Regions from separate parts of the Homo sapiens genome. Here region 2 is linked to region 1. Evidence: read pairs that join two places in POLR2A ChIA-PET (ENCODE). Cell type or tissue: B cell. All regions are shown on one strand. Links, peaks and the distances in the headings refer to the core of each region. The heading gives the core; the rest is flanking DNA.

The links. ChIA-PET counts read pairs that join two places held together with the same protein. Peaks named below come from ENCODE experiments on the same cell type or tissue, not always from the same donor. Only the 100,000 strongest peaks of a DNase experiment are listed, where the experiment ranks them.
Region 2: POLR2A ChIA-PET joins it to region 1 with 5 read pairs; 3 of 35 experiments call an interaction of 5 or more read pairs at or near these places.

Annotation. Positions count from the first base shown.
Region 1 is chr19:2,549,411-2,557,125 of GRCh38, forward strand. It overlaps GNG7 (G protein subunit gamma 7), which reads right to left. Exons shown (of 5, transcript NM_052847.3): 3 at 5,739-5,778. Among named protein-coding and RNA genes, the nearest start is that of GADD45B, 77 kb to the left of the region's middle. RefSeq lists an enhancer at 7,263-7,715. In B cell, for the core only: no CTCF peak of the experiment used is centred there; a DNase peak (open chromatin) is centred at 3,681; H3K4me3 peaks cover 703 bases; H3K27ac peaks cover 752 bases.
Region 2 is chr19:2,038,781-2,046,495 of GRCh38, forward strand. It overlaps MKNK2 (MAPK interacting serine/threonine kinase 2), which reads right to left. Exons shown (of 14, transcript NM_199054.3): 4 at 7,587-7,688; 5 at 7,406-7,503; 6 at 4,723-4,802; 7 at 4,344-4,417; 8 at 3,986-4,090; 9 at 3,827-3,882; 10 at 3,647-3,742; 11 at 3,060-3,254; 12 at 2,260-2,424; 13 at 1,354-1,397; 14 at 1-1,076. The coding sequence ends at 833. Among named protein-coding and RNA genes, the nearest start is that of MKNK2, 8.6 kb to the right of the region's middle. RefSeq lists a silencer at 3,188-3,657. In B cell, for the core only: no CTCF peak of the experiment used is centred there; DNase peaks (open chromatin) are centred at 1,691, 3,391 and 5,391; H3K4me3 peaks cover 1,339 bases; H3K27ac peaks cover 4,648 bases.

The DNA.
Region 1 (7,715 bases), core at 1,431-6,430:
CTCCTGAGTAGCTGAGATTACAGGCGCCCGCCACCGCACCCGGCTAATTTTTGTATTTTTAGTAGAGACGGGGTTTCACTATCTTGGCCAGGCTGGTCTTGAACTCCTGACCTTGTGATCCACGTGTCTCGGCCTCCCAAAGTGCTGGGATGACAGACGTGAGCCACCGCACTGGCCGGGGCTGTGTTTTCATCTGGAGGTTTGCACGGGGCCGGGGCATTGTAAGGCTAAGCATGGGAATTTCAGTCTCTCCCCCAGAACCTTCTGGAGAGACACCACTGCAGCTACCACCGCTGCAGCTACCAGGCACCAGCTGACCAGGAGGGAGGAAACACAAGGCTGCTGTGTCTGGGGTCAGCCAGCAGGCCGGGGGTGAGGGCGGGGGTGACAGGGGAGCCAGCACACTTGTTGTGCACAAAGTTCCTTGTGACAGTGAGTTCGTCTTGGCCTCTGTCCCAAGATGAGGTTTTGATGACACGCATGGAATTTCTAACAATGAAATGGAGTGTGTGGTTTTGCTCACGCTTACATCCCCTTTTCTTGTCTATCCAAATTCCATTACGCCTTTTCTTGCTAATGCAGAAACACGGCCAAATCCTGGGCTGCCCCAGGAAGTGCCGAGGCCTCTTTCCGCTCTCAGTGGAAAAGGGAAATGTGGCTGCCTTGGGTCTGGGGTGCCCTGATTCTCAGAATCCCTGTGGGATGGGGAAAGAGTGTTTGGGTTGAGACTGGCTCACAGGAAGTGGGTAGAATGCAGCAGAAGGAGCGGCTGGGAGGCACTCTCTCATCCAGCCCCCGTGGCGACCCTCCTTGCTGGCTTATTTTGAGACGGAGTCTTGCTCTGTCGCCGAGGCTGGAGTGCAGTGGCGCAATCTCGGCTCACTGCAACCTCCGCCTCCCGGGTTCAAGCGATTCTCCTGCCTCAGCCTCCTGAGTAGCTGGTAGCTGGGATTACAGGCATCCAACACCAAGCCCGGCTAATTTTTTTATTTTTTGGTAGAGTCGCGGTTTCACCATGTTGTTCAGGCTGGCCTTGAACTCCTGACCTCAAGTGATCTCCGCCCACCTCAGCCTCCCAAAGTGCTGCGATTACAGGCAGGAGCCACCGCTCCCGGCCACCTCTGCTCACCTCCTCACCAAGCCCCAGCTTCTGTGACTGTCCCCCAGGGAGAGTGACCATGGCCCTGCTGGGCTCTGAGGGGCTTGTGCAGATGAGCAGGTGGCCTACACAGCCTGAGGGACCACCAGCTGCTCTGTGGCAAGTCTCGTGACTCCAATCCCGCTCTGCCTCTGGCCAGCCCCCGGGCCTTGCCACATCTTTTGGTTGCCGAGCCTCAGTTTCCCCACCTATAAAATGGGGACAATGAGCCCTGCTCCCCAGGGATCCTAGGAGAACTAAAGGAATTGGAGCAGTGGACCTGGCCTGCAGGGGGCACGGGAGAGGTATCTGCTGAGTCGCTGAGTAGGGGGAGCTGAGGATCAGGGAGGCGTCAGTGGTGGGGATGGCCCGGCTGCTGGGAACAGGGCCAGGGGACTTAGCCAGGGCCCGACGAGAGCTGCCTGATGTCATTGCTGGAGCCTCTTGTCATCCCTCCCAGCAGATGCTGCAGCATAGGGACCTAATCCCCACGGCACGTGGCCACATGGCTGGCAGCTTGAGCTTGCGGCCTGGAGACACCTGAGCCTTGCCCAGGCAGCTCCGTGCCACCTGCCGTCCAGCCACGCTGCCATCAGCCAGCACTTGTGTGTCCCAGAGGACGGGGCTCAGGGCAGGCTCCAGGGACCTCACCCTGGCCGTTTGACCTCCAGCAAAGGAGGTCTGGTCTCCCGGTCAGAAAACAGGAGAGAGGGCAGGGACTTCTCCATGGAGAATATATTCATGGAGAAGGACGTAAAAGGATCCAGACCAGACACCACGGGCACATGCGACCCCTCGGCCATCGGCCAGGTTTTAAATCATCACTGTCTTCGTCGTCATCCTGAGTGTCATTTGTGTGGGGGCCGGGACTAGGGTGAGGCCATGCGGCACTCACCTTGGGGGCAAAATCTAGGGAACGCCAAAAAGCCCTGCCGTGCTGGTAAATTATATTTTCATACAATCTTTTATTATTTATATAAAAATATATTTATATGTATTTATTAATATATATTTATCTATTATCTATAATATATAAATATGCATTTATAAATATATAAACAAATATATATTTATAAATATATAAAAACACATATACATATTTATAAATAAAATATATATTTAAAAAATATATATATATACACACACATATTTTGAGACAGAGTCTCGCTCTGGCCCCCAGGCTGGAGTGCAACGGCACGATCTCAGCTCACTGCAACCTCTGCCTCCCGGGCTCAAGTGAGTTTTCTGCCTCAGCCTCCCAAGTAGCTGGGATTACAGGCATGCGTCACCACGCCCGGCTAATTTTTTTTATTTTCAGTAGAGATGGGGTTTTGCCATGTTGGCCAGTCTGGTCTCGAGCTTCTGACCTCAGGCGATCCACCCACCTTGACCTCCCAAAGTGCTGGGATTACAGGCGTGAGCCACGGCGCCTGACTGCTTGTGTGTTCACAGCTGCCCCCCAACGCTTGCATTCCCGCCTGAGCTCCGCCTCCTGTCCCATCAGCAGTGGCATCAGATTCTCATAGAAGCGTGAACCCAATTGTGAACTGTGCATGTAAGGGATCTTGGTTGCACGCTCCTTATGAGAATCTAATGCCTAATGGCCTCGACTGGCCAACATGATAAAACCCCATCTCTACTAAAAAATACAAAAAATCAGCCGGAAATTGCTTGAACCCAGGAGGCGGAGTTTGCAGTAAGCTAAGATCATGCCACTGCACTCCAGACTGGGCAACAGAGAGAGACTCTGTCTCAAAACAAGCAAACAGAAATAATCTAATGCCTGATGATCTGTCACTGTCTCCCATCACCTCCAGATGGGACCATCTAGTTTTTATTTGTTTGTTTGTTATTGAGACAGAGTCTCGCTCTGTTGCCGAGGCTGGAGTACAATGGTGCGATCTCGGCTCACTACAACCTCCGCCTCCCGGGTTCAAGCGATTCTCCTACCTCAGCCTCCCAAGTAGCTGGGACTACAGGTGCCCACCACCACGCCTGGCTAATTTTTGTATTTTTAGTAGAGATGAGGTTTCATCTTGTTGGTCAGGCTAGTCTCGAACTCCTGACCTCAAGTGATCCACCCGCCTCAGCCTCCCAAAATGCTGGGGTTATAGGCGTGAGCCACCACACCCAGCCCAGGGACCATCTAGTTGCAGGAAACAAGCTCCGGGCTCCCAGTGATCCCACATTATGGTGAGTTGTGGAATTATTTTATTATATATTACAATGTCATAATAACAGAAACAAAGTGCACAAAAAAAGTAATGCGTTTGAATCGTCCCCAAACCATCCTCCCGGCTCCACCCCCCCCACCTCCCCACTGTCTGTGGAAAAACTGTCTTCCACGAATCCACTCCCTGGGGCCAAAAAGGTTGAGGACTGCTGCCTTAAGGAACCAGAAAAGGAAGAACGAAGGCAGCCCCAAGCCAGCAGGAGGAAGGAAATTGTAAAGATCAGAGCAGCGATAAACGAGACAGAGATGAGAAAAACTGGCGAGTCGACGAAACCAAAAGTTGGTTCTTTGAAAAGAGCTAGGTGATTGACAAACCTCTAGCGGGGCTGACCAAAAGCAAAACCAAAAAAAAAAAAAAAAAGAGGAAATAAGATGCAGATAACTACACGCAGAAACGAAAGGAGGACATTACTACCAACTGTATGGAAATAAAAGGCATTATCAGAGAACACGGTAGCATTATGAACCAGTGTGTGACATCCAATTAGGTAATCTACACGAAATGGACAAATTCCTAGAAAAACGCGAATGAAACAGATCAGCGATGGTTTCAGGTTCAGCTCACATCTCTTAGATACTGACATGCCAGCATGGTGCTGAGCATATATATATATACATATATATATGTAATATACATTTTATATGCAATATATATGTTATATATTATATGCAATATATTATGTTATATATTATATACTATATATTATATTTTATATGTACATCTCATTACATATATGTACACATTACATGTAACATCACATTACATATATGTAATATCACATGTAATAAATCATATCACATACACGCACATATTACATGCAATATATCATACTACATACATGCACACGTTACATGTAATATGTTATATTACATACATGCACACGTTACATGTAATATGTTATATTACACACATGTGCACATTACATATAATATATTACATATATGTACATATTACATGCAATATATTACATATATGCACATATTGCATGTAATGTTATATCACACACATGTACGTATCATGTGTAATATATCACATACATGTACATATTATATGTAATATTGCATACATGTACATATTATATGTAACATTGCATACATGTACATATTCTATGTAATATTACATACATGTGCATATTGCATGTAATATATTGTATGTAATATATTATATGTAATATATATTACACATATGTATATATTATATGTAATATATATTACACATATGTATATATTATATGTATATATGTATACACAGTGGCGTGCACCTATAGTCCCAGCTACTCAGGAGGCTGAGGCAAAGGGATTGCTTGAACCCAGGAGTTCAAGATTGCAGTGAGCTATGATATAATAGTATATTATAGCAGTGAACTATAATATATTATATATAATATATAATATATATATTTTTTTCTTTTCTTTAGAGACCTGGTCTCACTCTGTTGCCCAGCGTGGAGTCCCATGGTGCAATCACAATCACAGCTCACAGTAGCCTCCACCTCCTGGGCTCAAGTGATCCTTCTGCCTCAGCCTCCCAAAATGCTAGGATGACAGGCACGTGCCACCACACTGGGTATATTTTTTAAGAGACCGGGTCTCACTCTGTCACCTAGGCTGGAGTACAGTGGTGCAATCATAGCTCACTGCAACCCCGAACTCCTGGGTTCAAGCAATCCTCTTGCCTCAGCCTCCTGAGTAGCTGGGACTACAGGCGCACGCCACTGTGTATACATATATATAGGTATATGTGTGTATAAAATATATATGCTATATATATATATATATTTTTTTTTTTTTGAGACAGAGTCTCACTCTGTTGCCCAGGCTGGTGTACGGTGGCATGATCTTAGCTCACTGCAACCTCCATCTCCCAGGTTCAAGCGATTCTCCTGCCTCAGCTTCCAGAGTAGCTGGGATTACAGGCACCTGCCACCATGCCCTGCTAATTTTTGTACTTTTGGTAGAGACGGGGTTTCGCTGTGTTGGTCAGCCTGGTCTCAAACACCTGACCTCAGGTGACCCACCTGCCTCAGCCTCCCAAAGTGCTGGGATTACAGGCGTGAGCCACTGCACCTGGCTATTTTTATATTTTTGTATCTATATGCTTGTTTAATCTTTGCAACCTTCCTGCAAAACGGAGAACGTCATCTCCACTGCAGACAGTTGACGCGAACCCACCCAAACGGGGCAGAGCTGGTAAAAGGGGATCTGGGATTTGAACTCAGGTTTCCTGGCTCTGAGCCCGGAGCCCTTTTATGGGATGACTCAACCTCCCAAAGTGTCAGGCACACATAAAAGACTGGGGCTTGTTTGTTCCTTTTTCTAAAAAACAAGAGATTCCAACCTCATGAAGTAAGAGAAAATGCCACATACCTTTTTTAGTTTTCCCAGGAATCACAGCTTGCTGTACACCCTGTTTAAAAAAGGAGAGAGAAAGAGAAAAGCATGGTTACATATTTTTTACTTACAAGGAACTCACAGAGCTACCTCCAGCTTTTATCGGAGAACGACGTTGCTGTCCCCAAAAATGAGGCATGGGAATTCGAAAGGGCCGTGCCCTCCGGAGAAAACGGGGGCAGAATCCACTTTATTCTTTACCACCGATCCGTGCGGAGAAGACCTGGATGCTTCTCTTGCTGGACAACAGGGCAAATTATCTTCCAGAAACTTGTGTTATTCCATTTCAGAACAAGGAAGCCCCAACCCCACAGTCAAAGTCCAGTCCATCAGACACACCAGTGCAAGAAAAACAAAATACCCAGGCACGGCGCCTTCCCATGGAATACTTCGGTGTTTTTCCATCTCTGATTTCTACTTTTATGTAAGCCACGTGCCGGGCAAAGGGAGAGGTGGAAAGTGGAAACTGGGGACAAACCAATTAACCCCGAATGGAGGAAGTGACAGGTATACGGGGGGCAGGAAGGCCGGGGGTCTCATGTGAGCCGCCCAGGGCCAGGAGGTCAATAGGAAGGAAAGAACGTCTCCAGGCCCCGGTGATTGGTCTCCGGGGGTCGGGGCGGTTGGGGCCTTTGGAGCTGCGGTTTTCCATGGAACGGAATCCTCTGTTCCAAGCCGGACCCTGCACAGGGCCAGGCCCCGTATCCGTCTCCAATGCACAGTGCACGGATCGCGAGGGGGGGCCCACGGCCGTCTCCAATGCACAGTGCACGGATCGCGAGGGGGGCCCACGGGGACCACCTTCCGTGGTCTTTCCTGACTCCCACTAAGGTCTGGAGGGAGATCCAGGCAGCGATCTGCCCCCTCCAGCTTCGCGGCAGCCTCCTATTTCGTGGACAAGGAGGCCCGAGGCAGGCAAAGGCCCCTGCCTTGCGGAGCGTCTACACCGGCCGAGGTCATGGGGCCGGGACTTGCGCACAATGAACCCAGATGCCAGGTTCTGTGTCTCCCGGTTAGGCCACCACTGCTCTGCTGCTGAGCCGGCAGCCCCACTTGGAGAAGCCAGGAGCTGCACCACTGTCAGCTCTAGGGGAGGCCCCGTCCTGCCTAGCGGGGCTCACCCTGCAGTGGGCTTGCCCGGCGAGGTCAGCAGACGCCCCTGCACCGGGCCCAACCCAGGCCCAGCTTCCTGAGCTGCTCGAGGCCGGGCTGGGCCGGGTTCACGTGGCCAAGGCTGTTTCCCTCCTGCCCTGAAGGGCCCCTGTGGTCTCTGAAGCCGGCCAGGCCCCTCTTCCGTCACAAACATTTGCTATTTCCACAAACCAATGGGTTTTTTTCCACCGACACAAAGAAGAGCCACATGGCTGCTGCTCCTGGGCTGGAGTCCGGGCCACCCACACACGACACTTTCTCAGCAGCCCTGCGCCCCGGGGCTGCATTGGAGGCCAAGGAAGCTGAGGTCGGCGGGAAGCCTCCTCACCTTGCAGCCCAGCTGGGGAGGCCGAGTCCCGGCTTTCCCAGAGGCTCCCGGGTCTCAGCTGCAGGAAGGCGGTGACTGAGGTCACCTTCTCCTAAGCCAGGGTCTCTCCTCCCACCCAGCAATACGGACACCAGCGCCGGATTGTTCTCCGGGGCGGGAGCATCCTGGGCTCTGCAGGGTGGTGAGCTGCGTCCCTGGCATCCACCTGCTCCGTGCCAGGAGCACCCCCCAGATGTGTTGGCCACAAATGTCCCCAGACACTGCCCCGGGTCCCCTGGGGGGCAGAATCACTCCGTGTGAGATCCCTAACCTCTTAGTGACCTAGAGACATCCAGGGGGGCTGCCTCCCCTCCCACCTCTACACACACACACGCACACACAGACACACGCACACTCACACACATATGCACGCACACAGACACACGCACACACGTGCACACAGGAATACTCAGACACACGCACACACGTACACA
Region 2 (7,715 bases), core at 1,191-6,190, 510 kb before region 1:
CCCTCTGCCTGCTGCGGTGGAAACGGCTTCGGGCCAGGCGGGGCTCCTGCTGTCTCAGGCCTTGGTGTGGAGGGGAGGGGCAGCGGCGAGCCCCTGGGGTCAGCTGCAGTTTAAGGTCAAGGTCGGAGGCCGAATCTGGCCACCAGGAGTCCTGGACAGACAGACGGGCCTTGCAGGAAGCCCCGATTGTCAACTATCATGGGGACAAGGCAGGCGCGGGTGAAGGGCTGGGGGATCCCATGGGGTGGGTGGGTGAGCTGCCTGCCACCTGCCTGCCTGACACCTCCAGAGACAGGCAGCCCCTCCCTTCCCCAACCAAGCCACCAGGGGTGCTCTCAGGGTGAGGGATAGAGGGGAAGAGCCTGTCCCTGAAATACTGCGGGCTGGGAGGGAACACGAGGGCAGGGTCCTGTGCCCCTCCCCAGCTCTGCAAGATGGCAAACGCTGTGGGCCTGCTCTCCTGAGTCACTGCAAGCCACGTGGGCAGATGGCGGGCAGCACAGGTGACCTGGGGGCACCTTCATAGTAGAGGTGAGCAGGGCGGGGGACCGGGGAGGGGACAAGCCCACCCACCTACCCTCTGCTCACCTTCCCGGGTGCCTGCAATGCTTTTAACCATCCAAAGGAAAAAATAACGGGGAGGGGTGGAAACAGGAAAAAAAAAACCCAAAAGCAAAAACCTTCTATAAAACACCCCCCTCAGCTGAGCTTAGTGCCTGGGAATCCAGGCAGAGGAGGGGCAGCCCGCTGGACACCGGCTGGCGATAGCTTAAAAAACCTTTAGATTTGATTGGGGGACGGGTGACCTATGTACAGAGGGGAGATGGGAGGGTCAGGCGTGGTCTCCCACCAGGACCACTGGGGCCGAGGACAGACTGGCCCTTTGCCGCCGCTGCGCCAGCTTGGACTGGGAGGGTGGAGACAGCTGCAGGCAGCGTGAGGTAGCTCGGACCAGGACGGGCTGGCCCTGCCCCGCGGCCTCCTCCTCAGCCAGGTCCTCGTCGTGCTGGGCCAGCTGCCGGTTCATGGCAATGGCCTCAGCCGCGAAGGACGTGAGGTCTTTGGCACAGCTGTTCCTGGGAAACGGGGTGGGGGTAGGTGGTCACCAAGAGGCACCCCTCAGGGGACCCCTGGGGTCTGTGAAGGCCCTGGGGGAAGGGGCTTCATGCCCCCCTCCCAGCCCCCACCCTGGGGCTCCTCTGAGCACCAGGGCCCCACCGGGAGCTTCACTGAGTCACCAGGCTTGCCTGCCTCCCCGACCCCAAAGCAGTTCTCCGGGTCTTTCACAAATGTCTTAACCTGGAAACCCCGCCCCCTGGACTCAGGGGTCCCGAGCACCCCTGCGGGCCTTACCTCTGCAGGACCATGGGAGTGGGCAAGGTGTTCTCCGGGGCGCACTGCAACGAGAGTGGGCGGGGGCAGGGCTGGAGAGCAGCTGGGGCCGCCTGGGGCGCTGGGTGGGGTGTCTGGCCAAGGGATGCCATGCCCATCCCATCACCAGGACCCCACCGGAGACCAGGAGTGCACCTGGGTGCCCCGGGAGCCAAGCGCCCACCCCGAGGTCCCTATGGTGAGGCTCCATGTCCCCCTGCCCAGGGAACCCGAGGCTGGGCCAGGCTGAGGCCTGGTGTTACAGGACCCAGTGAGGGTGGGGGCAGAGCCCCAAGCCCCATCTCTCCCGGCTGTTCCCAGCCCAAACCCACCTCCGCCCCCCTCTTAACCCATGGGTCTCTGGATGCTTCTGCAAGGAGATTGGAGGCCCCCAGCCCCTCGCCTGGGGACACAGAGTGACCCCAGCTTCTATTTTTAGTAAATCCTCACTCCCTGGGGTGGCAGCTCAGCTCAGATGACCTCTGGCAGGAGAAACACCCGACTCCTCCTCGACTGGAGGCCACACAGGGAAGGGTGGAGGCACAGCCTGGGCTTGAGACTGACGGCAGGCTAGGCTGGGGTCTATGTGAGCTGGGCTCGCTGCCCGCTTCGCTCCAGCCTGCTGCAGGCTGTGGGTCCCCACCACCCTCCAGGAAGGTTCTCTGAGTAGCTGCTCCTGGGAGCCGCCTGGCTGGCCAGCGGGCACCGTGCACAGGCGGGCGGTGGGGATTTCGGCTGCACCCCTCATCCCAGGGCAGAGCCTGTGCTCTCAAGCCTCAGTGCATCTCAGGGTGTCCAGGCTACACCCTCAGGGCTTCCCATGCTCGCTCTGAGGCCACCCTGCAGCGCCCCCATACCCCTCCTGCCGCCCGTGCGGCTGGTACTCACCCCCTGAACCCAGGGGTGCTGCAGGACTTGGGCGGCACTCAGCCTCTGCTTGGCGTCACGGACCAGCAGCTTGGAGATGAGGTCTTTGGCAGCGCAGGAGATGTGGGCCCAGTCCTTGTCGGGGAACTCGTACTTGCCCTCCTGGATGCTCTCAAACAGCATGTTCTGGGGACATAGAACACAGGGGAGCTTAGACCTGCCCAAGGGCCTGGATACTGTGCACTGACACGTGGCTCCAACCGGACCCCAACCAGGCCCTAGACCAGGCCCTAGACCACGCACGCCTGGGGCAGAGGGGGCTGGGAGCCGGACCAGGAGAGTCAGCTCCACCCAAGTGGAGCTGGATTTACAAAAAAGCAGCTCTGAGGGACCTGGTTCCAGGGACCACAGGCCACAGATGCTGAGCCTTAAGCCGCGGGCAGGGAGCCTGAGCCTGATCCCCCCAAACCAGGGGCCTCACTCCACCTCTCAGCTCTCTGAACCCTGTCTGGGGTTTCCCTTGGGCAGGCAAACCTGAAAAGCCTTCGGGAAACTGGCAGACAGGGCGGCACTGCCCTGTGGATGGCATCAGGGAGTAGGGCACACCGGGCAGGTCCCCAGGGGTTAGGGGGAGTACAGAGTAGGTCCCCGGGGGTCTGGGGAGCACACAGGGCAGGTCCCCGAGGGTTAGGGGGTGGTCAGGGGGCAGGTCCCCTGGACTTAGAGGGTGCGCAGGGCAGGTCCCCTGGGGTTAGGGGGTGTTCAGGGCAGGCCCGGGGGAGGAGGGTGCCCAGGAGAGGAGGGTGCGCGGGCCGCCGCACCTGGCAGGCAGGGCAGGCCTCGCCGCGGTCCCAGCCGCAGTCGCTGCCACAGCGGCCCACGAAGGGCGGGTAGCCGCTGAGTAGGATATACAAGATGACGCCCAGGCTCCACAGGTCGCAGCGCTTGTCGTAGATGCTAGCCTCCTCGCTGAAGGCCTCCACTACCTCCGGGGCCATGTACTCCGCCGAGCCGCACTGCGGGCGGGGGAGGGGCGCGTCAGCCGGGGTTTCCCAGCATTACGTGGGAACCGAGCCCGGGTAACTGCGGGTCACCTGCGCCAGCCGGCTCGGACCCCGCCCCGCCGGGCCCGACCAATCAGCGGCTGCCGGGAACGCGCCCCCGCCCAATCAGCAGGTGCAGAGCTCGCCCCTCCCCCGCCGCGGCCCCGCCCCACCCGGCCAAACACCGACGCGTTGGGGCGCCTGCTCGAGGCCCCGCCGCGACACCCCGCCCAACCAATCAGCGGCTGTTGCTAGGCGGAAGCCCGAGCTCCGCGGCCTGGAGCTGCTGGATGGCCCAGGCTCCGCGAGGTTATGCAACCGCAGAGCAGGCGGCCGAGCCCCCAGCCCTCCCCGCGGGCCCTCACCGGAGTGAGCAGCTCCGGGGTGGAGATAGGGGAGCAGTCCCCGTTGAGTTTGATGCCGCTGCCCAGGTCGAAGTCACAGATCTTCACGGGGGAGACCTGGGAGGGGCCAAAAGGTCCGTGAGCCTGGGGTCCCACGCGGTCCACCCCTCCCGCGGGGCCACCCTGCCGGAACTGGCCTACCTGGTTGGGGTGCTCACAGAGGATGTTTTCCGGCTTTAGGTCCCTGTGGGCGATGCCTGGGGGAGAAGCCACAGAACCACGACGGGGTGAGGGTCTGGAGGTCTTCCAGGAGTCCTTGGCAGGCGGCCCTAGGAGACTCCGGGCGGGGTCACCACCTACCTTTGTTATGCAGAAAGTCCAAGGCGCTGGCCACGTCCTGCACCACCACGCTGGCCTCCAGCTCGTTGAAGTGCCGGCGCTTGTGGATGTGGCTCAGGATGGAGCCTGGGCAGGGCAGGGCAGGGCAGGACAGGGGGAACACGCAGGTCACCTCAAAGTCCCCTCAAGGCCAGCACCCACCTCCACTTTGGCGGGGACGCCCCCACACTGGCTTCCTCCAGCACAAAGGCCTCACCCCTGAGCCACCATTTGGGCAGGACACTCACCCCACAAGCCCCCTCCTGCAGGTGGCACTAGGCCCCCATCCCGTAATACCTCCCAGCTCCCTCCCTCCTCACAGCCTGGAGCCCCCAGGTACCTCCCCGCATCTTCTCAAACACCAGGTAGAAGCGGTCCTCCTCCTCGAAGAACTCAATCAGCTCTAGGACGTTCCTGGGGTGGGGGTGGGGGCAGGAGAGGAGCTGAGGCTTCCTGAGGCCCCTGGGTACCTGCTGCCCGGCCTAGGAGGGGCCCACCCTCTTGGTGCTGGCCTGTCCACCGGAAGCTGGGACTGGGGCAATAGGCCAGCTTCACACTGCCCGCCTGGGGCTGTCAGCCAGCCTGCTTCAGGGAGGGGAATGCAGGGCCTGGGAAACTGGGTGCCCTACAGACGCTTGCTGGGGGTGATGTGGCACTCAGGCCCTTCATCCACTGAAAGACAGCTCAGGCCAGTGCGGTGGCAAGGGTGGCTCACCTACCTGTGTCCCTGGCACTGGTACAGCATCTCCACCTCCCTGAAAACCCTGCTCCGAATGTGGCCTGGCTGCTTCTCAATGATCTGAAACAGGCGAAAGGACACAGCACCTGGGTTGGTGGGACGCTCATAGTCGAGAAGGGGCCAGAAACTCCACTGCCACGGCTGGAATTCACCACACTTAACGCCCTGCAACTCTAGAAAGCAGGGCTCACGCCTGTCATCCCAGCACTTTGGGAGGCCAAGGCGGGTGGATCATGAGGTCAGGAGATTGAGACCATCCTGGCCAACATGGCAAAACCCTGTCTCTACTGAAAATATAAAAATTAGCTGGGTGTGGTGGTACACGCCTGTAATCCCAACTACTTGTGAGGCTGAGGCAGGAGAATCACTTGAACCCGGGAGGTGGAGGTTGCAGGGAGCTGAGATCGCGCCATTGCACTCCAGCATCCTGGTGACAGAGTGAGACTTCGCCTCAAAAAAAAAAAAAAAAAAAAAAAAAAAAAGCCAGTGGAGGCTGCTCTCCACCTGTGACCCTGACAGCCCTCAGAGACACATTTGAGACCTATGACTTCTGCAAAATACCCCCACAGGACGTGAGGGTTCCCTGCCCTGGGCGGCCACCCTCCCTGACCCAGAGACAGTCAGCTGTAGTCCTCTTTCCCCACAGGGTGGGTACCTGGTCACCCATAGAACTAGGGAGGCCTCAGGACACCTGGCTGCCAGCCCACCAGGCCCCACCTCACATGTGGCCACAGCACCAAGTCCTGCTCCCCAGCTCCGTGCCAGCCTGGGCAGACACTTGCCTGCCGCCTCAGCCAATATCTGTTTCGGGCCCACCCTGGTTGGCTGTCCCAGCCACTGGCGGATCCAGCCTCCCTGAGCCCCAGAGCCTCAGGAAGCCACTCTACTGCCCCCAGCAGCTCCAGCTGCTCCCTGCCACCTTCACTCACAGAGGTGGGGTGAGGAGGCGTCTGCAGCTTCCCCTGGCACCTGCTGGGACCCTCCTGCCAGGCTGGACATGTTAGCCCCTCTCACTGGGCGGGTGCCTGGCTGCATGAGCACTCTGCCCAGGGTTCCCTGCCCAGTGCGATGGCCTGGTGGCAGCAGGGATGTGGCATTCCACCCTTGAGTCCCTGGCTCCTGCCTCTGCAGTCCCATGTCTATACTGACAGACAACACTGTCCCAGCGAGGGGCAAGAGAACAACTGGACGCCAGGGTGTCCTGAAATACCACCACCCAGGCCGCTGCTGAAAGCTGTGCCCAGCAGGCACTGCAGATGGTTCTGGACAAAACTGAACCTCGTCCTGTCCCTTGGGTGGCTGGCTAGAATGCTGCTTCAGGGAGGGGGCGCAGCCCCTCCTGGCATGGAAGGGGCCTATTCTGAGGTCCCAGCATGGGGGCTCTGCATCCAGCCAGCAGCCTCACGGCACCAGGTGACCCCAGGGTGGCTTCCCGCAGCATGACCCCGAGGGCAGAGGGCCCACACCCCAGTCCCCATAGAACGAAACAACGCTCCTCAGACCCACAGGCCCAGCGATTCGCCTCTCTGACTCGCCCAGGACACCTCCTCCTCCCACTGCCACCTGGCCAGACCAACTCCCGGACGTCAGTGGCCAACAACACCTCCAGCAGGAAGTCCCCCAGGCTCTGCAGATCCCAACACTGACCACACCAGGTCAATGTGGCAAGATGACCAGGGAGGTGGCTCTGAGACACCAGTTAGGATCCCCCAGAGGCCACACAGCATGAGTCAGGCTACCTAACCCCCTGAGCCTCAGTGTCCCTATCTGTCAAACAAAGACAGGAAGCAAGGCTGGGCCACCAGGAGAGGGCTGTGCTCAGAGGAACGCCTGCTGTGTGGAAGTGCTTCCGGAGGGGCCTAGTGCTCCTGCACCATTGCCTTGGCCTGCCTGGGGGCTCCCAGGAGGCAGGGACCGTCCGTACTGTGTCTGTCCCTGCCTGCTGCCACTGTGGTCCCAGCACCTAGCCAGTAACCTCCCCAGGTTGGCCACCCCTCTTCTTCCTCCTTCTCCTCAGAGGAAAGCTCTAGCCTGGCCGTCCACCAGGACCCACAGGCTCCTGGCGAGCCCTGCTCGCCAGGGCACACCTGGCCCTCTTTCCCAGGCAGCCAGCCCTCCTGGGACCCCACCCAGCCCGGGAGCCGGATGCCAGGTCACGAGGGAAGCCTGGAAGATTTCTTGGAACACGGGATCCAACCGGCCCACAAGGTCACAGGGTCACAACCAGAGCCTCAACAGGGCTCCTGCTCCCAGCCCTTCGGCCACACCCTGGGTCCAGCAGCCGCCCAGGGCTAGAGTGACACAGGGGGCTCTCACGGGCCTGCACTGAGGTTCCCCAAACGCAGAGCCCCTCTGGGCCCTGGGATATGACATTGCATTTTGATCCTTGAAACCAAACTGTCATGTACCCTCAGGGACAGCTCAGAGGCAGGGACGGCCCAGGGGACCCAATGGGCACAGTGCCTCTGTCTGAAGCCCCCACCCTGGTACCAGAGGGGCCACCCTCACTGTCATTCCCGACTGGACTCAGGGCCCGGTGGCCACTTTTAGACACGGGTCTTCCCGGCTGTAGGACGGACAGCCGGAATGCCACACACTGTTTCCACCCCCGCTCAACACCGATCCCAAGGCGCTGGGTTCCCCAGGGCGCGGCGCGGGCCCACCTTGACGGCGTACTCCTGGCTGGTGATCAGGTTGATGCAGGTCTGCACTCGGGCATGAGCGCCCTCCCCCAGCACATCTTCCTGCAGCTGGTAGACGTCTGCCGGGCAGCGGGGCGGGCGTGAGAGGGACCCTGGCTTTTCCCCGCTCCCGGCTCCCCCAATGCCCGCCATCCCCGCTCACCTTCAAACCTGCCCGAGAAGCTGTCGGTGGCCCGGCCGCGCTTCTTCTTCTTGCCCCTCTTCTTGGCGTCCGGGATGTCAATGGGCTGGCTGGCGGGCATGTCTGTTCCAGGAGGCACGCCCAGGGGGC